Regions from separate parts of the Homo sapiens genome. Here all the other regions are linked to region 1. Evidence: chromatin loops called from intact Hi-C (ENCODE). Cell type or tissue: mammary epithelial cell. All regions are shown on one strand.

Evidence for each region. Peaks named below come from ENCODE experiments on the same cell type or tissue, not always from the same donor. Only the 100,000 strongest peaks of a DNase experiment are listed, where the experiment ranks them.
Region 2: a loop joins it to region 1, with 6 times the contacts of the local background. A loop is called at or near these places in 10 of 110 quality-filtered maps.
Region 3: it touches region 1 in a loop (11-fold over the local background); 84 of 110 quality-filtered maps call a loop at or near these places.
Region 4: it touches region 1 in a loop (7-fold over the local background); 9 of 110 quality-filtered maps call a loop at or near these places.
Region 5: a loop joins it to region 1, with 6 times the contacts of the local background. A loop is called at or near these places in 12 of 110 quality-filtered maps.

Annotation. Positions count from the first base shown.
Region 1 is chr7:94,393,735-94,398,734 of GRCh38, forward strand. It overlaps COL1A2 (collagen type I alpha 2 chain), which reads left to right and starts at 1,161. Exons shown (of 52, transcript NM_000089.4): 1 at 1,161-1,367; 2 at 4,014-4,024; 3 at 4,648-4,662. The coding sequence starts at 1,298. In mammary epithelial cell, a CTCF peak has its summit at 1,898 (motif pointing left); a DNase peak (open chromatin) is centred at 1,877.
Region 2 is chr7:93,797,799-93,802,798 of GRCh38, forward strand. No RefSeq gene overlaps it. Among named protein-coding and RNA genes, the nearest start is that of MIR4652, 83 kb to the left of the region's middle. In mammary epithelial cell, a CTCF peak has its summit at 2,157 (motif pointing right); no DNase peak of the experiment used is centred here.
Region 3 is chr7:94,286,913-94,291,912 of GRCh38, forward strand. All of the region lies in intron 2 of LOC112267858 (a long non-coding RNA gene), which reads right to left. Among named protein-coding and RNA genes, the nearest start is that of COL1A2-AS1, 100 kb to the right of the region's middle. In mammary epithelial cell, a CTCF peak has its summit at 2,259 (motif pointing right); a DNase peak (open chromatin) is centred at 2,279.
Region 4 is chr7:93,712,909-93,717,908 of GRCh38, forward strand. It overlaps MIR4652 (microRNA 4652), which reads left to right and starts at 4,020; the gene lies at 4,020-4,097. In mammary epithelial cell, a CTCF peak has its summit at 2,510 (motif pointing right); a DNase peak (open chromatin) is centred at 4,553; H3K27me3 peaks cover 778 bases.
Region 5 is chr7:93,900,898-93,905,897 of GRCh38, forward strand. No RefSeq gene overlaps it. Among named protein-coding and RNA genes, the nearest start is that of GNGT1, 3.2 kb to the right of the region's middle. In mammary epithelial cell, a CTCF peak has its summit at 2,093 (motif pointing right); no DNase peak of the experiment used is centred here.

The DNA.
Region 1 (5,000 bases):
TACGAAGACCCCAAGCTCGAATCAGAAGGGCCTCTGGATGTGCTAGGGGAGGTGCTTGGGTGTGGCTGTAAGAGATGGGACAGAGAGTAAGCAGCAAGGTCAAGAGGGACCGGGGGGCTCACGGGAGGGTTGAAGGGTCCAGGCTCAGGGTAGAACTGGTAAATCCAGACAAGGAGCCCATGGAGAAGGGGAGGGGAGACTGGAAACCATGAAAGATCCCCCACCGCAGCCTCAGAAAGGAGAGACTGAGAAATAAGTTCTCGGTCTCCAGGTCGGTTGGAGTCGTGTCGGAGTGCCAGACCATCCCCCAAAAGACCCTCTTTGGAATGAGCCTCAGCAAAGGCAAGCTAGGAGGTCGAAGGACTTCCCCAGGTGACTCGGTCTAGTCTAGAGTTCGCAAAGCCTATCCTCCCTGTAGCCGGGTGCCAAGCAGCCTCGAGCCTGCTCCCCAGCCCACCTGCCAACAAAAGGCGCCCTCCGACTGCAACCCAGCCCTCCACAGACAGGACCCGCCCTTTCCCGAAGTCATAAGACAAAGAGAGTGCATCACTGCTGAAACAGTGGGCGCACACGAGCCCCAAAGCTAGAGAAAAGCTGGACGGGGCTGGGGGCGGGGTGCAGGGGTGGAGGGGCGGGGAGGCGGGCTCCGGCTGCGCCACGCTATCGAGTCTTCCCTCCCTCCTTCTCTGCCCCCTCCGCTCCCGCTGGAGCCCTCCACCCTACAAGTGGCCTACAGGGCACAGGTGAGGCGGGACTGGACAGCTCCTGCTTTGATCGCCGGAGATCTGCAAATTCTGCCCATGTCGGGGCTGCAGAGCACTCCGACGTGTCCCATAGTGTTTCCAAACTTGGAAAGGGCGGGGGAGGGCGGGAGGATGCGGAGGGCGGAGGTATGCAGACAACGAGTCAGAGTTTCCCCTTGAAAGCCTCAAAAGTGTCCACGTCCTCAAAAAGAATGGAACCAATTTAAGAAGCCAGCCCCGTGGCCACGTCCCTTCCCCCATTCGCTCCCTCCTCTGCGCCCCCGCAGGCTCCTCCCAGCTGTGGCTGCCCGGGCCCCCAGCCCCAGCCCTCCCATTGGTGGAGGCCCTTTTGGAGGCACCCTAGGGCCAGGGAAACTTTTGCCGTATAAATAGGGCAGATCCGGGCTTTATTATTTTAGCACCACGGCAGCAGGAGGTTTCGGCTAAGTTGGAGGTACTGGCCACGACTGCATGCCCGCGCCCGCCAGGTGATACCTCCGCCGGTGACCCAGGGGCTCTGCGACACAAGGAGTCTGCATGTCTAAGTGCTAGACATGCTCAGCTTTGTGGATACGCGGACTTTGTTGCTGCTTGCAGTAACCTTATGCCTAGCAACATGCCAATGTAAGTGCCTTCAGCTTGTTTGGGGGAGACTGGGTAGAGAGGTTAGATGGGAGGGCACCCTGCCCTGAAAAGGAAAACCTGTAACCTGAATTCCAGGTACACTTGGAGGGCAGACTCTCAGGCATGTGGGAAAACGCCGGAATTGATAAGAAACATGGAAATTACTTTAAAAAATGAAAACATAAAAGCCTTGCCAAAAGTTAGGGAACTTTTCCTCTAAGTTCAGAGTGAGACAGTTAACTCGGTCTGGCTCCTCAGCTTAGTAACCCCCAAAGGGAGCGGAAGGTCTTTTTCCCTAAGGATGAGATATTAACGACCAATGTGGTGGAGGAAGTCAAGGGCCTGCACCCCACAGGCCCCATAACCGCACTGATGTCCACCTTGTAAAACTTGAGGCCTGCGTTAGAAAGCCCTTCAACTGAGTAATGTAAAACTCACCTCCTAAGAGCTTTTATCTTCTGGGCATTGTAAGGCTTGTCCGGAGGAGGAGGATGACGATGCTGATATGATGATGGTTATAAGGCGCCCTCTGGAGGAAGGAAAATGAAAGTACAGGGGACAGGGCCTTAAGCAGATGGAATCCCAATTAAAGCTTCTACGGATTTATACAGATTAATGATCAGCATTTCTGGTTGGAGCCTTTCCCAGTGGCTAGTCAGTGAACCCTGGAAAGAAGAATGGATGCTACTTGGAGTGGGTACATTCTGAAAAGTAATATAAGTGTCTCAATTCACTTTCTAGTCATGGAAATGGTAACATTTTTTAACTCAAATCTGCTCTAAATTTTGTTTGAGCCTGAGAATTACCCCTTTGACATGTTCCCAGTGATAAGCAAACATTATGAACGCAGCAAGTTGAGAAATATCAACATTGAGATGAGACTCAAGAGACCGGGGTTTTTCCCATGAGTCTGACACCAATTTGCTGCGTGACTTTGGGCAAGTCAAACGGCCTTTTCTAAAATGTGAGACAGAGATTAAAGGGACCCCAAGGCCACTTTCCAGCTCTAGGTTCCATGGCCAGACTTTCATGTCAACAGAGAATGAAGAAGATCAGTCCGTTTTCATCTTGAAAATGGCTGCCAAAGTGCTAGACAAAGATATTGACTAGATGGGGGATGGTATTGTCTGACCACACCCAGTACTCCAAAAAGTTGTTCCACCCACACAGCACGGTGTCTACCACTGCATAATTTCTAATGCATTTGTGTGCTTGTGTGTGTGTGTGTGTGTGTGTGTGTGTCTGTGTGTCTGTGTGTCTCTTCCCCCTTCATTCACTTTTAGTATACATACTGTGGATACTAAGGAGTAATTGCAGTGAACAAATTCACATTACCGAGTTCATATTTTTAATGAGATCTTGAGAGTGGGAGGAAAGAGTCGGCTCCTAGAGAATAAAATGAAGGCAGACTTAGGGAAATTTGAAGGTACAAAGGCAACTTACCTTCTGATCAACAGCCAACCACAGTCTGGAATAAATGTTATCAAACACACATTCTTCAAAATGGTCCATGTCTGAGTAATTAAAAGGCAAATTTCCAAAATCATAAGGACTTCCGTTAATCAAGTCAGGCATAATTATTCTTCCTACTGATGGACACAATGAAGTAAACATATCATTCTTGTAATTTAACAGTAATTCTCGTAAATTGCCCTTAAATGTCAGTGCTGGATGTGGTCCACCCTCCTAAATTGTGACTGTTGCAACAGATGTTCTCACTTCAAATAACGCACTTCTTGGCCACCTAATTAAAGCAATTTTTGGGGTGATTCATCCTACTGCAAGCTTGGCCACACTTGTATCCTGTATTAACCTATAATTTTTGTACCGTAGGAGAAGAATTCACTCTTTAAGGACTTATAACAATTATGGCAAAAGGGGGGATAGTACTTTTGTTTATTTTTTCTATTATTTTTCAAGATCTTTAATCCGGTTTTTCCATTTATACAAAACTCTTTCTCCGAGACAAAAATGATACATATTGGTAAAATGATCTTACCTAATTTAAGTGAACTAATTTAAAGCAAAATTCAGATGTCTGAATTAATCCATTTTCATAGTTAATAATGTGCAAATTAGACCTTTTGAAAAAGGATATTAAGAATGGTACAAACTCAATGAAGTACTAGGTAACTTCAATGTTTTATAAAAAAGTAAGTCAGCTTCAATGTTTCATAAAAAACAAATTCAATATAGAATTTTAAGGTAACATACTTTCCTAAATTTTACCTTTTTTCGATATTTAGGTATTAAAAATGATCAAAATCATAAATTATTTCCTCATCAATCTACTAGTCTTACATTCAGCGATTCATCTGTGCACTTTACCAGCTTAATTGCTAAGCATTCAAAATATCCTTCAGACACATTAATATTTCACAACAGTTATAAAATAGTAAATAATTAATAATTTAATTCAAAATACATTTACATATTAATATTGCAAACAAATCACCCTGCTGATCCCTGCCATACTTTTGACCTGCATAATTTCTAGGTCATTAAAATATTCTTAAAAAAATATAATTGGTCCTTAATTAGGTAATTCAATTCTATAAACTTGTTTCTCTATTTGTTAATTATTGCTATTGATCCATGAAGTGATACTAATAATTGTTTCCTACTTTTTCTTTTTTTTTTCTACAGCTTTACAAGAGGTGAGTAAAACTTTTTTTAGAATTTTTAAAAATACTTTGATTCCCTTGGCTACAGTGATGTCTTCTCTTGGAAGGGAAGAAGTTACATTAATATTGACCATCCTAGATTCCCAAGAAAATTGTGAAGAATTATGATAGTCAAAACCTTTCTGGCTGCCTTAGAAAGTACCCACCCAATTTTCCAAAATAGGCGGGGCTACTGAATAAGACTAGGTTTATAAAATATTCATAAGAAATATAGAGTAAATAATCCAATAGAAGTTTGAGTTTTAGGATCAGCTTCTATGAAGCAGAAGATTTCACTGAGCTAGAGAATCTTTTCACTCCTTTGGAATTATTTGCAAAAGCACTTATTGTTAACACATTCTTAGCTCATGAGTTGAATTTGAGGCATAAGTACAGGTACGTATTGCTATGTATTTTTTGTTCTGTAGGTACATATTTTTATTTGACATGTTGGTAAAATTTTAAATTGTAGTTTGAAATATTAAACTGAGATAATAGTAAATGCATAATGTAATGAATTGTGAAGGTATATTTGTATACTACACCAAAATGGAAGCTGTTTTTAAATATATATATACAATTTTCTTCATAATAATCTTTGATTTATTCTTTTCTAGGAAACTGTAAGAAAGGTAAGAGTACACTACTTCTCCATAAATATCTAAAATTATCAGGGATAACATAATTTAACTAAATTTATAGTAGACTATAGAAGGAAAATACTTTATCAAAATTTTGTTCATATGAATATACATTAGCTAAAGCATAAAATAAAGTAGCTTTGATGTTTAAGATAACAAAGTTTAATTATCTTCTGGAATCATCTGTAATTACATTTATGTGATACAAACTGGTGATTTACATACAAAAGGAAAAAAAAAGACTTGTTTTTATTCTGGAGATGGAAGGCATATTATGTTAATTATAGGGAGTAAAAAAAGTTTATTTTAAAGGGCTTTGACTATATAAA
Region 2 (5,000 bases), 600 kb before region 1:
ATAACTGTGATGGTGCAGTTTTCTGGCCTACAGATGGAAATGTAATATTTGATATTAGAACAAATGTTAGGTATCATTTCAAAGAGAGTTTTTCACCAATAACTTATGACCCAAACAATCTGTTCCAGAAGAATGGCTCTGCAATATCTCAAACCTTTGTAATGTTTTTGCATTAATAATATATACATATACATAAATAATGTGTGTATATATATATACATATATATTTTTATTTACTTCCTTAAATTCAATTTGGTAGACATCAAGTTATAAATTATTCAGATAAATAGTTATGTCTCTTCTGCTTAGCAGCACTCATTTCAGTATTATGGACAATTTAACGTATCATTGGTCAACTTTATTAAAATTTTTCTTTTAGCTTCTTTCAGAAATATTTGCTTAAAATCTATATCTCTAGTGTGACCATTTTGAAATTTGTTTACTTTTACATGATCATTTTGGGTGGAAAATTTATAGTTCAACCACCTTTGTACTAAAAGCAATGGGATTTAATTTTGAAAGTGTCTGATAAGGACACTTTCAGGAAATCTTGCCATGAATAGAGAAATAGGACAGCACTCTCCTGTCATTAGAGTGCAATTAGACATTCAAAGTTGGAAGTTATTAGAAAGAATTATCTCTTGGAAGAAGTCTAAAATAAAATCAGCTATTGCCAGTTCAAGTGGAGAGTATACATTGACAAATTGTTTTGTATTTGGTCTCAAGTCTGCAATCAAATATTTTATGATATTTTTTATGAGCTCAGTTTTAGAAATCGTCTTACTATGAAGGTACTTGAAAATGCTAAGAGCCACAGCTAATTTAGCATCCCTTAGAAATTAATATAACTAATATTTATTGAGTACTTAGCATGTGCTATAAAGTTTACATGGATTTTTTTCATCATCTAATATTTTTCTATAAGAAAAAATACTATACTATCTTCACTTTATAGAAGAATGTCCAAAAGTTACCTCTAGGTTCTACAACCTTCTGAAGGTCACATGGGTAGCATGTGGTGGACACAACATTTTAACTTGGGCAATCTGACTTCAGCTCCTACATGCTAAGGTATAAAAAAACTATTACCCGAGTAGCATAGTACTGTGGCTAAGAACTATAAAATTAAATATGAGTTTAATCTTCACACTTTATCCTTTGCAAAAAAAAATGATATTAGGCAAACTACCTTTTATATTCTTTGTCTGAAAAATGGGGATTTTATATGTATATAGCAATAATTTTATACCTAAGTGTATAGGAGCTGAAGTCAGATTACTCAAGTTAAAATCTTGGGTTCTTCACATGCTAGCCCTGTGACTTTCAGAAAGTTGTAGTATATATGTGACATAACTATATATATATATATATATATATATATATATATATATACACACACACACACACACACACACACATACACACATATAGGTGTGTGTGTGTGTATGTGTGTGTGTCATAGGGTCATAGGTTTGTTGTAAGGTTTCAATAAAATATAAAGAAAGCCAGTAAAATGCTTCCTTTTTCTTTTCATACAAAAGCAGGGGTGAGGGATCCTTGAATTTTATACATCTCCATACATCTTCCAAAATAAAACCACACAGATCAAAAAGGGGAGCAAATAAAACTACCAATAGCTTATTCCTATATAACACCTGGAGACAGGTGATATTTCAAACCTCAGTTTATCTTTAACTAGAGAAAAAAATAACTGAAACTAGTAGAGTTGTCTCCAGAGCTCACATAAAAGCAGATGGTCAGGCAAGATATGGACAGAAGAGAAGAGTGTAACAGCAGTGATGGAACACAGAACACATGCTAGGGTTCAGGACTAGAGATATCCATGTTGACTGGGGACATGCTGAGAGCAGGTCCATGATCTGATCAGAATGCTTGGCTCCTAGACTACTAGAATATGGAGAGATTGGAAGGTCCATAGGCCAGAAGCAGCAGTCTTGAGAAGATACTGTTCTGGGGAAGAGTAAGCACCTTGGAGAGAGAGATCCCATGGAGGCATGATGGCAAGAGGAAAAGAAAGAAGTGACAAAGAGAAAGTCTCTAAGGAAATAAAATATTTTCAAAGAATTGGATGAAGATAGAAAATACCCTTTATTAAAGAAACTGCACTTTATTGTGGAAACAGAAGAGGGAGCTAGTGATGTAAGAATTTGGTAAATGTCAGGGTGAAATTTAGTACACCTTAGAAATACCCTGGCTATCCCCTTAGGATGACCTGCTGTTATTTGTTCAGCAAATTAATTAGACATCCTCACGAATATAATGAGGAACGCGGAATCCATTCACAGCTCTTATAAGAAGAAAACAGAAAATACTACGGAGGAGAAAATCTGAGCCAGAAACCCCATATTTTACGTATTAACTCTGCCTAAAATTCTGCCTTACCTTTGAATCACACATATTCAAGGCAGAAGCAAAACAGTGAAACTGAAGTTGAAATAATTGACTTGAGTTTTGAAAATGTTGCCTACCTAAGTCAGAGTTGGAGTTCAAGCCTAAACAAGTTATTTGCCTGCTGAAACAAAAATATCAACACTCTTTGGAGCAATGTAACAGAATTTAGAGCCTCTACAATATTAATATTCACAAAGTGCAAAATACAATTCAAGTTGACTCAATATAGAAAGGATAATGCTAAAAGGAAAAGATAATCAATAGAGCCCAATTCTGAGGTAACCTATATGCCAGAATTTTCAATCAAGGACTTTATAGCGGTTATTATAATGATGTTCAACGAGGCTAAACAATTCTCCTAATGAATGATAGTATAGGATGTGTTAGCAAAAAAACTAGAAAATATGAAAGATAGGCAAAGGAATATTAATGCAACATGCATACTTTTATAAGCAATTAACAGAATGAGTTTATTTAGAAAATGGAGATGACAAAGGAAATAGTGAATCTGAATATAGAGCAATAAAAATTATTCAATCTGAGTAATTTCAATTCAATAATTTCAAGTGAAATTGAATATAGATCATAAAAATTATTCAATCTGAAATAGAGAGGAAAAAGCATTAAAAAATTGGCAGTGCTAAAGTACCTGTGCAAAACATCTACCAAACAGGTAATTATAGTCTTAGTAAAGAGAAGAGAACGGAGCAGAAAAAAATATTCAAAGATATAATAGCTGAAATTTTTCCAAATTTGATGAAAGACAAATTTATATATTTTAAAAAATATGGCACCCCCTAAGCAGAAAAAAAAACCAAGAACACTATGCTTAAGCATATCACAGACAAATTGCTGAAAATCAAAGAAAAATGGAAATAAAGTAGAAAATATGATACAGGGAAATAATGATTTAAATGACATGGATCAGCACTTTGGGAGGCCGAGACGGGTGGATCACTTTGGGAGGCTAAGGTTGGTGGCTGAGGCCAGCCCAGCCAACATGGTGAAACCCTGTCTCTACTAAAAATACAAAAATTAGCCAGGCATGGTGGTGGGTGCCTGTAATCCTAGCTACTTGGGAGGCTGAGGCACGAGAATCACTTGAACCCGGGAGGCAGAGGTTACAGTGAGCTGAGATCTTGCCACTGCACTCCAGCCTGGGCAATACAGTGAGACTTTGTCTTTAAAAAAAAAAAATATATATATATATATATGTGTGTGTGTGTGTGTGTGTGTGTGTGTGTGTGTGTGTAGCATATATATTGTGTATATATATATAACATATATATTGTATATGTATCGTAGCCATATATATATATATATAGTAGCCAGAAGTTAAGGGGTAGGGTTTTTATGAGTTTCCTTTTTGTTTGTTTGTTTATACAAACAGTAAGTTATTATCAGCTTAAAATAATAAGATAGTATTTGCGAGCCCCACAGTAATTTCAAATTAAAAAACATACAACAGATACACAAAAAAATTAAAAGCAAGAAATTAAAACATACCACCATACAAAATCAATTTTACTGAAAATAAAATAGAAAATAAGGAAGAAAAGACCACAAAATAACCAGAAAACAAACAACTAAATGGTAAGAGTAAGTCCTTAGTTATCAGTAATTATATTGAATGTAAATGGACTAAACTCTTTAATCAAAAGACATAGAGTGACTGAATGTAAAATAAAAGAAAACAAGATGCAATAAGCTGTTGCATACATGAAAAGAAATATATTTCATCTATAAAGATACATGTAGGCTAAAAATAAAGAGATAAGTAAAGATATTCCATGCAAATGGAAACCAAAAAAGAGCAGAAGTAGTTATACTAATAGCAGACAAAATAGATTTGAAGACAAAACCTATAAGAAGAGACAAATATTGTCACTATATAATGATAAATGGATCAATTCAGCAAGGGGATATAACAACTTAAAACATATATGCACCCAACACTGGAGCATCTGGATATATAAAGCAAATATTGCTAGAGCTACAGAGAGGGATAGACCCCAATACAATAAGAGCTGGACTTCAACAACTCACTTTCAGCATTGGCCAGGTCTTCCAGAAAAAAAAAATCAACAAAGAAACACTGGACTTAATCTGCACTATAAACCAAATGGACCTAATAGATTACTTATAGAACATTTCATCTAATGGCTACAGAATACACATTCTTTTCCTCAGCATATGGATCATTCTCAAGGATAAACCACATGTTAGGTCACAAAACAAGTCTTAAAACATTTGAAAAAACTGAAATAATATTAAGCATCTTCTCCAACCACAATGGAAAATAACTAGAAATCAATAACAAGAGAAATTTTGTAAACTATACAAGTACATGGAAATTAAACAATATGCTCCTTAATGACCAGTGGGTCAATAAAGAAATTAAGAAGAAAATTTAAAAATTTCTTGACATAAATGATAGTGGAAACACAATACACCAAAACCTATGGAATACAGCATAAACAGTACTAAGAGGTAAGTACCTACATCAAAAAAGAACTTTAAATAAGCAATCTAATGATACATCCTAAAGACCTGGAAAATTAAGAACAAACCAAACACATAATTCATAG
Region 3 (5,000 bases), 110 kb before region 1:
AATCGCTGGAACCCGGGAGGTGGAGGTTGCAGTGAGCCGCGATGGTGTCACTGCACTCCAGCCTGGGCGACAGGGCAAGATTCCGTCTCAAAAAAAAAAAAAGTGAAGAATAGAGGCGCAAAAGCTGCTAACCTCCAGATTTCTTCCCTGACACCCCAAACTCTTTTACAACAGAAGTGTATCCCAAACTCTTGGCACTCTCAAATGCTGAGAGCCAGGTAAGGAAGAAAACAGCTACAGGCAAGGACAAGCCCCCGACATGTGGGTGGAAGCCTCTTTCCAAGGTTTGCGTTCATTTCCTCTGCTCAGTGATCCTAAATAAAATAGCCATTTTCCCACCATCCTGGCATAACTTAGGTGAGATTCCACTGTAGTGAACTAGAACTGGAGGTGAGAGAAAATTGCACTATTATTAAACTTTGCCTATCATCAGCCTTGCTTCCAAGAAAGAAAAGAAAATTTCTTTCTCTTTCTCCCTCCTTCTCTGTATGGCTTGATGCTGACCTAGATGCCCAATCCAATTCTTGCTTGTCCTATTAGTTTTATATTAATCTGTATTATACTTTAAATAGATTTTGAAGCAGAAGCTTACTTGGAAGACTCAACATTATTCATAAAACTATTAGTATTGAGAAGAATGTGTTGAGTTTCAAACTCTAAGTTTATCAGTAAATTTTGGTACTTACACCATTAGTACAGGGAACGGGATTTCTTATTCTGTGCTTCGTGATTCATATTTCCACTTCTTTGTCAATTATTCATTATTATGCAGCTTATAAGAAGGCATGAAGTTAACAATAACGATTATATTAATGATAGAGTGAGTTATTAAAATTTAGTTTAATAGCCACTATATTTGTGATGATAATTATAGTTATGACTAACTATGATTATAGCAGCCATTGTAATCATAATAAGCTCAGGATGGTTTAATGCTAATTGCTTCATCATAAAGAAATTAGAATATAGAACTGTAAGTGGATGTGGTTGTGATTATAAGGCAAAAGAATGTATGCAGATATTAGTTACTAGTTATTAACCTTCTCCATGAAACCAGACCAAAGAAAAAATTTTGATAAACCCAGACTTGGTTCAGATCTGCGTCAGGCCCCCTGAGAAAAAATGGGTATCATTCTTAAAACAACATGCCTTAAATTGAAACCAATTTGAAATTTAGAAAATGTGCTGATATGATACTGGGAACTTCTTTAATACCAAATGAGCTAGAGATAAAAAGTAATAGCATGGACACAGTCCTTGAAGCACACTAATGAAAGAAACTGCCAACCCATCAAGTTCATATGAAAATACCTACAAATGGAACTTCCTGGGGACTTTCCTATTGAAAAAGCCTGTGGAATGTTCTCCTGTCTTCATATTGCTTCATACAGCAGATGGTCACTCTGGGAAATATGTCAGTCATGACAACAACAAACTACGTGTGCCTGACAATTACAGAGATGGATGGATGAAATTTTGCAATTCATAAATCTTATAAAAGTCACTGTATTTGCCCAGTGATTATTTGTCCTTAACTCTACCCCACCTTACTTCTCCTCCAGAGAGATGCCACTTTGCAAGATTTCATGAGTAGCATGGTAAAGCCAATAATTTGGGGTGTTAGCTAACTGACAGAAATCCGAAGTAGGAGAAGCCAAGCTGAGCCAACGTGGTCTGTATGAGACAGAAGAAAATGTCAACTACCATATTTTTCTAATAAATACAAGATACATTCATTTTCACACATATTTGCTACAGATGGAAATTTCATTTAATGATGGCTGGTTGAGGACCCCAGCCAAGGGTGTATAAATACCAAGAAGACATCAATTTATGAGATGGGCTCCCTAATAAAGCAGCTACATAGAGAACCCAAGAACACCGCCATAGCTGATTTCTAATGAAATATTTAATGATAATGATGACATCAAGTTGCTCTCATTGAACCAACATATGTTGTTATGGAACCATAATAAAAATTTTGCATCATGAGAATTTCTGAGGGATTTAAGAATAAGAGCAATTCTTAACTGTTAGGAAAGTCCTGGGGGAGGAGAAAAAAGAAGGATAGGAAGATTTATTACTGATTTTCAATGTTGTGAAGTTAACTAAGTTTCAGTTATATCATGAGCGATAATCATTAGAAATCTTGAATTGATTTCCAATCTGTAGTGGATATGCTAGCTAAGAATTTTCCAAAGCTTTGTTGACTCTCAACACTCAGGCTTCTCAAGCCTCAGAGGCCTTCCCACCAGCAGAGGATGCTGTTTTTCCATGCATGGCATAACAACCCCCAACCACCTCCAATCCCAGTTCCACCAGGAAACAGTTCACACAGAGAAAAGATTCCTATTGGGCCATTTTGCAAGTGTGGTTTTGCACTTGAAACAAAGAGAAGAGACTCTTTCATTCAGCTCAAGTTAATTTAAATATTTTAGTGGTGATTTCTAAATCTATCATTTTTAAGGAAGTAAAAATATTGGAGTGGAGTGGGAATGAGCAAAACGCTGCTGTTTAAAATATAAGTATCAGTCACTGTTTTCTGTGATTTTCTAGCTCCCCTTTAGTGCATCTGAAAACAATGCTTTTCAATTAGGAGAAAGTGCTTATCTAAATGATCAGATTTTTCCCGCCTGTGAATAATGAAGCCAAAGTAAAGGCTGTGGTTTTTAGGACAAATGAAAACAAGAAAGTCATTCAAATTAATAATAATTTTAGAAAACTAAAGGGGGAAATTTTTATCACGATGGGAAAATGAAAAATAAAAAGGAGAAGAAGATAGGATTTGCCGGGAAATAAGCAGAGATAAAACAAAGCCCAAGAAAATGAGTATAATAAAAAGAAAAATAAGGAAAAAATAACTCATTCCTCTGAAAAGAAGAGCTTGTAAAAATACAAGCAGGATAAAATTAGACAGGGGCCCTTTCTTCCCCAGTAAGTAGCCTTTCACTCATTTTTCAAGCTTGTCTTGAGAGCCCCACGCACGCAGAGAACACTAGAGGTGCAAGGCATAAAGCTGAATGACACCCAGTTTCTGTTTATGATCATCTTGGGATCTAAAAGCAAAGATAAGCTATATAGAAACTATAATGGAAAGAAGAAAGTAATAAATGTCATGAGAAAAATAGGTATAAAGTATTATGACTGATAAGAAGAGAGAGGGCGTCACCCCTGTGTTGATGGATGAGTCAAGGAAGACTTCATAAAAGAAACAGGTTTTCAGTTCGACCATTAAAGGATGAGTAGGATTTTTCAATAAGAGGATTTGGACATTCCTTATAAAGAAAAGAGATGACATGATTAAAGCTTCAGAGTTTGGAAAGTAATTTTTTCTTTAACTGCGAGTGTTTGAAGAAAGAAGAATGAGATACAAGACCAGTGAGAGGCTCTTAGAAATCCAATCACAAAGGTCCTTGCAAGTCAGGCTAAGAAGTGTGAACTTTATTTCTTAAGAAAAGGGGTTCTTAATATGGATTTGTGCATAATTTTCAAAGGATTCATGAAACTCCTTATGTATTTTTTGTAATTGAGTATTTTTTCTGGGAAAGATCCATGACACAAAACAATTCAGGGCATATAGAACACCCTTCCCATGGGGTATCTGTCCAACTCCCAAAGACCCCTCTTTATTTAGAGGCTGACCTTGAACACAAGGATATGGCCTCTAGTGGCCAGAGTTGTACAGTCTGACCTTGCTCCTATAGTCTCAGCTGAATGAAGCTGAGCAAACAACTGGCTCACTTAGGCCCAATCAGACCCCAAATGTGTACAGATTTGAACTGAGAGCCTAGGGTTGTGGGAATTCATTTACTTCAATAATAGAATTCTAGAGAAAATATTCATGAATTCCTTATTCTGAGATACCTGTCACTAGTTTGATTTCTGCCCTTCATGATGCTGGATTGTTCAAGCCTTTCTTGACCTTTGTGAGAAACCACAGTATCCATCTAAATATTCTTTTTTTTTCTCAGAGTGATTAGGCAGAGTCAATTTCTTTTGCTTATAACCAAAAGAATGATGACTGATACAGAAACTCTATTTCAAACACTGCAAAGAGACAGTGAGAAAGTATTAGAACATTTGCACAGGGGCATGACAGCTCCTAAAAATTATTTCAGAAATGTGGGAGTTATATTTACATTGTTTTTCTCTATCCCCAATTCTCAACATCAAATCAACACTATCTTTTACCCATTTTTCCTGCAGAAGCTGTCTAGTACTCTTTCCCACCACAGCTATCCTGGTTCAGGTCCTAATCATTTCTCTCTTAGACCATTGAAATGAGCTTCTAAATGGTCCCCCAACTCCAATCCATTCCCCACACTGCTGACAAGTGTCTTTTGCAACTCATGTAAGATTATGTGAATCTTCTCAAAAATCTTAACCCACACATTTCTAGTGAAAAAGTCTAAACTCTAGTCCAGCATTCAAAGCTCTTCAGAGTCTGGCCACAGTCTACATTTTCAACATTGTCTTGCACAGACAATACTCTCAAAGTCACCAAACTCCATATCGGATTTTATGACTCCAGGTCTCTATACATCCCACTCTCCATGTTTGAAATAACTTATTTCTTCTTATCCTGGTCACTCAACATAGATATCACTACCTTGTCCTTTTCTGTTACAACCCAGCAAAATTATCCCTTCTTCCTGTATATCCTTGTAGCAGATTTTATTACAATTCGGCCACATTATAGCACTCTGGGCACCTCTGCCTCCTCTACTATCCTATGAGCTGCTCAAGGGCATGTCTTATTTATCTTTATATTTGGGACCTAAAGCAATGCCTTCCAAGTGGGTACTTGATATATATTTAATGGACATGAGAGGGAATTGATGGATGTAAGAATTAATGAAGGTGATAAAGAATACATATTCAAAGAGGTAAAGAGAGGATGTGATTATGTATTATGGCTAATCTCACAGCAGTTTGGGAAGGAAGGATTGGTCAAGAGTGTCCAAGTCTAGAGAGAAGTCAAGGGGAGGATCTTGGGTGGG
Region 4 (5,000 bases), 680 kb before region 1:
ATCTATAAATGTTGTGTGTGTTCTGACTGTTCCACTGAGCAGCCATTCCTCCATCTCTCTCCTTCTTCCCAGGCCTCCTTATTCCCTGAGAAACAATATTGAAATTAAGCCGATTAGTAACTCTACAATGGCCTCTAAGTGTTCAAGTGAAAGGAAGAATGACACATCTCTCACTTTAAATAAAAAAGCTAGAAATGATGGAGCTTAGTGAAAAAGGCATATCAAAAGCTGAGATAGGCTGAAGGACTTCTTGTATCAAACAGTTAGCCAAGTTGTGAATCCAAAGGAAAAGTTCTTGAAGGAAAATAAAAGTGCTACTCCAGTGAACACATGAATAATGAAATGAAACAGGCTTATTGCAGATATGGAGAAAGCTTAAGTGGTCTGGATAAATTAAACCAGCAACAACATTTTCTTAAGCCAAAGTCTAATCCAGAGCAAAGTCCTAAGTCTCCTCAATTCCCTGAAGGCTGAGAGTGGGGAAGCTGTAGAAGAGAATTTTGAAGCTAGCAGATATTGGTTTATCATGTTAAAGGGTAAATAAAAAGTATCCATACCATAAGAGTGCCAGCTAAAGCAGCAAGTGCTGATGTAGAAGCTGTAACAAGTTATCTGGAAAATCTTGCGAAGATCATGGATAAATGTGGCTACACTAAACAATAGATATTCAATGTATACGAAACAGCTTTATATAGTATTGGAAGAAGATGCCAACTAGGAGTTTCATAGTTAAAAAGGAGTAGTCAATGCCTGCCTTCAAAGTTCTAAAGAACAAGCTGATTACCTTGTTAGAGGCTAATGCAACTGGCAACTTTTCGTTGAAGCCCATGCTCATTGATCATTCTAAAAATCCTAGGCTCTTAAGAATTGCACTAAATCTACTCTGCCTGTGCTCTATAAATGGAACAACAAAGCCCGGATGGCAGCACATCTATTTATAGCCTGATTTACTGAATATTTTTATCCCACTGTTGACACTTACTGCTCAGAAAAAAAGATTCCTTTCAAAAGGAATCTTCTCAAAATATTATTGCTCATTTACAAATGTCCCCAGTCAACCAAGAACTCTGATAGCAGTGTACAAGGAGATTATTGTTGTTTTCATGCCTGCTAACACAACGTCTGTTTTACAGCCTATGAATCAAGAAGTATTTTTTACTTTCAATTCTTATTAATTAAGTAATACATTGTGTAAGGCTGTAGCTGCCATAGACAGTGATTCCACCAATGGACCTGGGCAAAGTAAATTGAAACTCTTCAAGAAAGTATCACCATTCTAATGCCATTAAGAACATTCATAATTCATGAGAAGAAGCTGAAATATCAAAGTTAACAGGAATTTAGGAGAAGATTTCAACCCTCTTATATAACTTTGAGAGGCTCAAGGGTTCAATGGAGGAATCACTGAAGATATGGTGGAAACAGCAAGAGAACTAGAATTAGAAGTGGAGTCTGAAGATGTATCTAAATTGCTACAATTTCATGATAAAACTTCAGTGAATGATGAATTGCTTCATATGGATGAGCAAAGAAAGTATTTTTTTGAGATGGGATCTACTTCTGGTGAAAGATACTGAACATTGTTGAAATGAAAACAAATGATTTAAAATATTATGCAAACTTAGTTGATAAAGCAGCAGCAGGGTTTGAGAAGTTTGACTCCAGTTTGAAAGAAGTTCTACTGTGGGTAAAATGCTATCAAACAATATCACATGCCATAAAGAAATCTTTCATGAAAGGATGCATCAGTTGATGTAGCAAACTTCATTGCTGTCTTATTTTAAGAAATTTCCATAGCCATCAGAACCTTCAGCAATCACCAGCCTGATCAGTCCGCAGCCATCAACATTGAGGCAAGACCCTCCACCAGCCAAAAGATTATGAGTCACAGAAGGCTTAGATGATCATCAGCATTTTTTTAGCAGCAAAGTATTTTTAAATTAAAGTATATATTTTTTAGACATAATGCTATTTCACACTTAATAGACTAAAGTATAGTGTAAATATAACCTTTTTATGCACTTTGGAAACCAAAAACCTCATGAGACTTGCTTTATTGCAATATTCACTTTGTTGCATTTGTCTGGAACCAACCCACTAATACCTCTGAGGTATGCCTGTATTGTGTCTAATTTATTTTCTTATTACTTATCAAATTTTCCACAACAAGCATGCTTCTCCTTGCGTAATCAGAAAAGAAGTTATTACATTTTTTAGAAATGAAATCATTTAAATAATGAAAGAAGAATCACCCAATTTTATTTCAGAAATAAAACAGGAAGGGAAATTAAAGAGTAAAGGGAAAAGAAAAAATATTTTCTTGGGGTAAGGGTTGTAAGAGAAAAGGAAAGGTTTGTGCATATGTGAAAAAAGATTACTCAAAGTAGTATCAACCCAATTGTAGGTGTTAAGAGTTCAAAGATAGGAAGCTTTCTAGGGCATCAAAAACCCTCTAAAGATTTCGGAACTGCGGGAGGTAACATCTATCAAGAGAATTCGCCAGGGTGGCCGCCAGGGGTCTCCTGTGGACCAGGAAGCCTTGACCTAGGATAAGTCCATGGTTTATGAAGAGAGAAGGAGCCTGTCTTCATGGAAAGAGGGGAATGAAAAAGAAAGTCTTGTCCATATTTACGCGGCATAATCTTACATCCTAGAATCAATGAATGCTAGACCAGAAAGGAACTTGATGGATTTTCCAGCTTGGACCTCATTTTAAGATTAGGAAATTTAAACCCAGAGAGGTAGTGAGGACTAACCTGAAGTTACACAGCTGGTGAGACACACAGTTGGATAATACTACAGATATCATGGATGACTTTTATACCATCTTACACTGTTAAAAACTCAGAGACAATCAGTACATAGAATTGCCGCACTGCAACCACAAAGTGATTCAGGTGTTGAAAGTACTGATCTTTGGTATTATTTTCACATCATAGTAATGGCATATAATGTTTGGAAACATATTATATGCCTATTATAACTACTTCATATTATAATGTAGAACTTAGCTCAATTTTAATGTTCAAGAACTGTCAAATAAATGTCCATTATTCATTGTTTGACAGTTATGAATACTTTCTTTTCCCTTTCCTGGCTTAGACATCTTCAAGAATTAATCATTACACTCAGCTTTGTTGGTAGTGAAAAGAAAACAAGTGAAAATCTCAAAATATACCACTTTAAATATGCCATCCCTGTTAAATGTCCACATTTACACACCTGCATTGTGTGCAACTCTTTGGATTCTGTCCTCTGCCTGCATCGGGCTTCCTATATCCTTATCGCTTTCAGCCTCTCCTTTCTCCCATCTCAAAGATTTATCCGTACCTCCCTACTGGTGTCCCCTGGATCCTCATTGCCCAGCTTCCTCCTCCCTTGTCAGATGTAGCCTCTTTACTGTCATTCATTTGTACATCCATCCAATCCACAAATATTTCTTGAACTCCAGCTATATGCAAGCTCTTGTGCAAGAAGCTGTGGGATTACACAAAGCTGTGGGGTATTGTCAGAGATGCTTCTTCCCCACCTCCAATTCAACTTTACACCTCACAGGGTAAGCTGTAACAATTACAGATTGCTTTGCGGCCAGGTGCAGTGGCTCAGGCCTGTTGTAATCATAGCATTTGGGAGATCAAGGTGGGAATATCCCTTGAGCTCAGAACTTGATGACCAACCTGGGCAACATAGACTGTCTTTACTAAAAATTAGCTAGGTGTGATGGCACACATCTGTAATCCCAGCTACCCAGGAAGGAGGCTGAGGTGGGAGGATCGCTTGAGCCTGGACATCCAAGCCTCAGTGAGCCATGATCACACCACTGTACTCCTGGACAACTGAGAAAGACTCTCTCTCTCTCTCTCTATCTATCTATCTATATATGCATATATATAATATTATATATATAATACTTTAGATAACTAAGTTACATACTATATATATAACTATGCAAAAGTTGGTCAGACTGGAGTAGTGATGAGAGTGATAATGGCCAACAGTGATTCAGAATCGTTTGACTCTATTGGACGAGGGGACTGGTTAATAGAACTAACTAACCAGAACTATTTTGTTCTGTTAACCCATCCCCTCATCTAATAGAGTATAAACCTCAATATAAGCTCAACTAGGCTGAGTAAGGCCAAACAAGCAGTCCCCTAGTGTCAGACCAGAGAGAAAAAGTGATGAGAATTTTAAAAATCTTTGCAATCAATGTCAGTGGTGGTTGAGAAGACCTTCTGAAGGGAGACTATGTGATGAAGGATTACGAAGTGAAAGAAATGGTCAGCATATTGTTTCCATTGAAAAGACAGAAAATCTTAAATCCAAGGTCATGTTCCTGGCCTTGCTACTGACCTGTAGGCAACAACTCACTGAGTTTCAGACAGCAAGTCTCTCTTCTAACAAACAGCTGACAACACCTCCTCTTAAGTATTACCCAACCTCTGGCCCCAAAGCACTCCTCAGTCCTCCAGTGCTACAATAAGTCATAATGATTACTCAAATGAAATAGAGATCTTTATGAATGAATAAGTTGCGGTGGTATGAGTTTTGAAACCACATCCCAAACCACATAGTAGAGAACAACAAAATCAGGTCAACCCAGGTGCACTAAAGAGAACTTGCAAAGCCCTTAAACCTAGGAAAAGGAGGGAAGGAGAGGAGGAGAACAGGGAATAAGGGAGGAAGGGAATGAGGAGAGAGAGGAATGAAAGAAGGAAGGAACAAAGAAAGGGAGGGAGGGAACCAAAAGAAAGAGAAAGAAAAAGAAGGAAGAAATGGGGAGAAATGGGGAGAGAGAGAAAGAAAGAGAAAGAAAAGGAGGAAGGAAGGATGGAAGGAAGGAAAAGAAGGGAAGGAGGGAGGGAGGAAGGGAGGGGGGAATAGAGAGAGAGGGAGAGAGAGGAAGGGAGTGAGGGAAAGATGGAGAGAGGGAGGAAGGGAGGGAGGAAAGTTGAAAGCTTGTAGTATTTGCTGATTTTCATGGTGTATTTCCATCATAT
Region 5 (5,000 bases), 490 kb before region 1:
GTAATTAATCCTCTATAAAAACAAATAAGTTTTTTAAATAATTTGAATAATTTCTCCCTTATCTAGCCCTTTATAAATTAAATATTTTATTTATCAGGTATTTCTACTTCAAAATACACTTACGGATAATGTGTAAAAACAAACAGAAAAAAAACAGGTGGCCTTTTAACTTTACCTCAGCTCATTTTAATTCTAGAATAAATTAGCAAGAAATGTAATGGAAGCTCTGAAAGACATCATGAGATACTTAACCTACTCTATAGAGTTCTATCTTCCCAAAGTGTTTAACAAACACTAAAACGTGGTACATTTAAGGAAGCTTCCTACCCCTCTATTTATGACCTCCATGATGTGCTTGCATTGCTAAGCATATCTACCTTTCTTTTTTACACTTTGTCAATGCAACAGTGTTTTCTGAGAATGCTCAATGTATTGAGATGTAAGCATTAAAAGTGATTTATGTTTTTACAGAAATTGCATCAGCAACTATGCTATGTTGAATTGCCATTTCCTAATGAGTAGCTACTCTTTAACAATCATTTAAACTGATATCATCATTGTGGGTCATATTTGGCTAATAAAAACTCATTCTAATATTTAAGACCAAGAAAAGTCAAGACAATGTACATTTCCTCTACCACTTCTGGGGCTCTATGACCATGAATTTCATCTAATCCAGAGTCTCATTTGTACAAGAAGTATTTTGTAATGGCCTGTTTAAAACCATCAATATAGTGAGGCTAAGGCAGGAGGATCACTTCAGCTCAGGAGTAAGTTTATGGATCTATGGATGGGATACAACTCAGAAATACTTCTCCTACTCCCGCCCTCTTCTTCCCTGATCAGCCTGGGCAACATGGCGAGATCCCATCTCTATTAAAAAATTAAGTTAGCTGGACGTGGTGGCGTATGTCTGTAGTCGCAGCTACTCAGGAGGTGAGGTGGGAGGATCACTAGGGCCTGAGAGGTCAAGACTGCAGTGAGCAGTGATTGCACCACTGCACTCCAGCCTGGGTGACAGAGTGAGACCCTGTCTCAAAAAAAACTCACCAAACCCATCAGTATGGTACCTGTATTAGTCAGGGTTCTCTAGAGGGACAGAACTAATAATTAAACTAAATAATTAAACTAATTGTTTAATTTATATATATATCATATATATATGACATATATATGATATATATATAAAGTGGAGCTTATTAAGGAGTATTAACTGACACAATCACAAAGTCCCACAATAGGCTCTCTGCAAGCTGAGGAGCAAGGAAGCCAGTCTGAATCCCAAAGCTAAAGAACTTGAAGTCAGGTGTTCAAGGGCAGGTAGCATCCAGCACAGGAGAAAGATGTAGGCTGGGAAGCTAAGCCAGTCTAGCCTTTTCACCTTCTTCTGCCTGCTTTTTAATCTGCCTGCACTGGCAGCTGACTAGATTGTGCCCGCCCAGATTAAAGATGGGTCTGCCTTTTTCAGCCCACTGACTCAAGTGTTAATCTCCTTTGGCAACACCCTCACAGACACACTCAGGATCAATACTTTGCATCCTTCAATCCAATCAAGTTGACATTCAGTATTAGCCATCACAGTACCTAAATTATATTTATAAAATACAAAAAATCAGCAAATTATATAGACTAAATACAATATGAAAATATTCACCATGACTATACATAATGAAATAGATTTATGTATAGAATTACCACGGACATAGCAGCCGAGAATAGATACACATATATCAAGCCCATGCCTACATAGAGTGATATGATTTTCTGAAAGAGAAACAAAAATTATTGGTTAATGGTCTTCCTTTTATTTATATGCATTATTGTAAAAAGTGTATATAATAACCAAGAAAAATATTTTGTTTCTATGTAAAATGAAGTGAGTTTCAAGGTTCAAAGAACTATAAATATGGCTTTTGCATATGTGGAAGCCTGGCATATCTGACAGTCATGCTGAATGTGTCACATTTCATCTTATGCTGCAGGATCCCAGAAAATGCAAGATATCTGACATTCCTTATCCATACCCACAAAAATTATGGAATACTGTTATAAACAAGCTGACATATTTTCATGAGGGCCCCTAGGGGGCAGTATTGCCCCCATTGAGAACCAGGGATCTATGGATGGGATACAACTCAGAAATACTTCCCCCACTCCCACCCTCCTCCTGCCTTTTATTGGACCTTAGATACTCTGATGGTAGTGCAGGATGGAGGAAGAAGTGAAAGGGCAAACATCTCCTTAACTAGGGTATGCTTTCCCCCAGGCTGGCTGTAATAGCAGTCTTAGCTTGTTTGTCTATAGATCTTCACTCTTCCCCTTAAATTTTGACTAAAGTTGGGGTGGGGATGTTTGGCAATAGGGATAATAATCTGACCTAGTCTCTTAGGACTTTTTTGTGGAGAAGTGGACCAACCTGAAAGCTTAGAATATGAGGGGCAGCTTTAGTGCTATTTGTCATCAACTCCGGACTTTCTATGTAATTCTGGGGTATGAAGAAAGAAATCCACTCCTTTACACTAGTTTGAGAGAGACGTGCTGGAATGAAAAACACCTCAGTTCAGACATGCTGGAATGAAAAACAAACACCTGTATTGTAACCTCAGCTCCACTGCCTCTCATTGTTTAATTTAGGGCATTCAAACTCCCTGGAATGCCTTTGCCTCATCTGCAAAATGGAATAGGGAGTAAAGTAGATGATATTAAATTTGAATTATTTGAACCATTGACTTCAATATAACACTAAACATTTGGAATCTCCATGCAGACAATATTCACTGTTCTTCTTTGTGTCCTTGAAATAAGTGAAAATTTTGGTCCTCTTTTTTTCTCATATAAGACCTGTGCCATCAAATTTGGTAAGAATTCTAGAATCTTCTAATAATATGTTTGCCCTAAATAAAGTGTTTTAAATGTTTAATATTATTGAGCATGGTGAATCACAGCATTTTAGAGTTAAGAAATCATTTATTGATAAAATGAAGTTAGAAAAATTGGATGTTTTTCTATGTTTAGGTAAATGCATATGACATAGGTTAGGTGACTTTGTCAATACTTCCTGATCTCTTCTATATACCAAACAATATACAGAACAATAGAAAGTAATGAGGACGTAAAAGTCATGCAAGGTATGATCTCCCTTGTAAAGGCTCTAAAAATTCACTGTGTCTTCGGTTGGGTTTGCTAGAAGCAAAGCCTAAGACAGGAATTATTGGGTAAGAAAGTTTTCCAGGGCAAGCTCTCAGGAGAAACTGCTAGAGGAGTAAGGCTAGGGCAAGAGGAGAAGTTAGTCAAAAGTGGTTTCAGAAGTCTAGCATCATTCTAAACCCATGGAAAGGCTCTGGAAGTTTCTCAGTTACAACAAAGTTTTTCAGCCCAGAAGCAAGGGGGCTGGGCTGATAGGACCCCACATTAGCCAGCCTTTTGCTCCAAGTCAACCTCAGGGGTCAGATGGGAGCATAATCTCCCAGGCATCATCAGGAAAAGTGTTGCCCATCAGACAAGAGCCAACCTGAGCAAAAGGTTTGCCCTTGACAGTCAACACCTGCAGCTGCTGCGGACTAGGTATCTTACCCTGGAAAAAAAGGAGAGCTGGGCAGTAACATCTGGAATGCATGATATTAAAGGAGTCAAATTATGTACGCATGATCTCCTTTAAGTGTATCAGTAATATCACCTATCTTCTTTAGAGCACCTATAAGATCACATACATTATATGGCAAGGGCCATATAAGAAAGTACAGTTTGAAATTCTGGAAGCACAACAAAGTGAATAACACCAGCTAACACGTGCAAGTGCTTGCTATGTACTACACGCCATTACAAAGTCCTTACCTATGTTACCCCCATTTAATACTCTCAACAAATCTACAGGGTAGGTAATATTATTGCCCCTATTTCCCTGTAAACTAAGGCACAGGCAGGTCAAGTAATTTGGTCAGTGTCACATGGCTAGCAAGTACCAGTAAACGATTATTTTGTTGGTAAGTATATGAGAGGGCTTCCTGGAATAGAGAAAATGAAATTCTAAACCCAACACAAGATCTACTAAATTAGAATCTCTAAGGTTGGACTCATAACTTTAACGAGTTTCCTAAAGTGATTTCTGCACACACTGGAGTGTGAAGAGCCATTACCTAAAGGAATTAAAAGTTTTCCAAAATGAAGAAAAATTGTGCAAAGAACAATGTCAAAAGGTAAAAATGATCATCAAAAATACTTAATGAAGTTTTATATTTAGTCTAAAAGACTGGGAAGGAAGATGAGAATAAAATTTGGGTTCCCAAATGCAAAACAGGCTTATACAGGAAGAAATAACCTTTGTATAGTCATAGTGTTTCTTAAAGAACAGAATAGCAAAAATAAAAACATAGGACACATTGGGCTCAAGTACCCACAGTGTGTTATTTTCTACCTCTATGTTGGCCTATGTAGACATTTGTCCCTTAAAATTATCTTAAACTTGAGACCATCCTGGCCAACACGGTGAAACTCCACCTCTACTAAAAATAAAAAAATTAGCTGGGCGTGGTGGCATGCACCTGTGGTCCCAGCTACTCAGGAGGCTGAGGCAGAAGAATCGCTAGAACCCAGGAGGCGGAGGTTGCAGTGAGCTGAGATCGCGCCACTTCAGTCCAGCCTGGAGACAGAGCGAAATTCCTACTCAAAAAAAAAAAAAAAAAAAAAAAAATTCTTAAACTACTACTTATCCGGAGAAAAACAAGGTATTTTAAGACTGGGAAGGGAAAGAATCTTCCTTCAATGGTTTTGGAAATGAAAACACCATTTAAATTCAAGGAAATAAGTTAATTGCTGATAGATTATTAGCAGAGTATTTTCATGTAGATGTAAAATGTTATTTTGTTCTCTGAAATAGTATGTGATCTATATACACTTACTTTTATAATAATACTTCATTACAAAAATTGGACTAGGGAGAAGGAGGAGACACTATAGGTACAATGCCATTTGGCTACACTGAAATCTTTCCCAGGCAATTT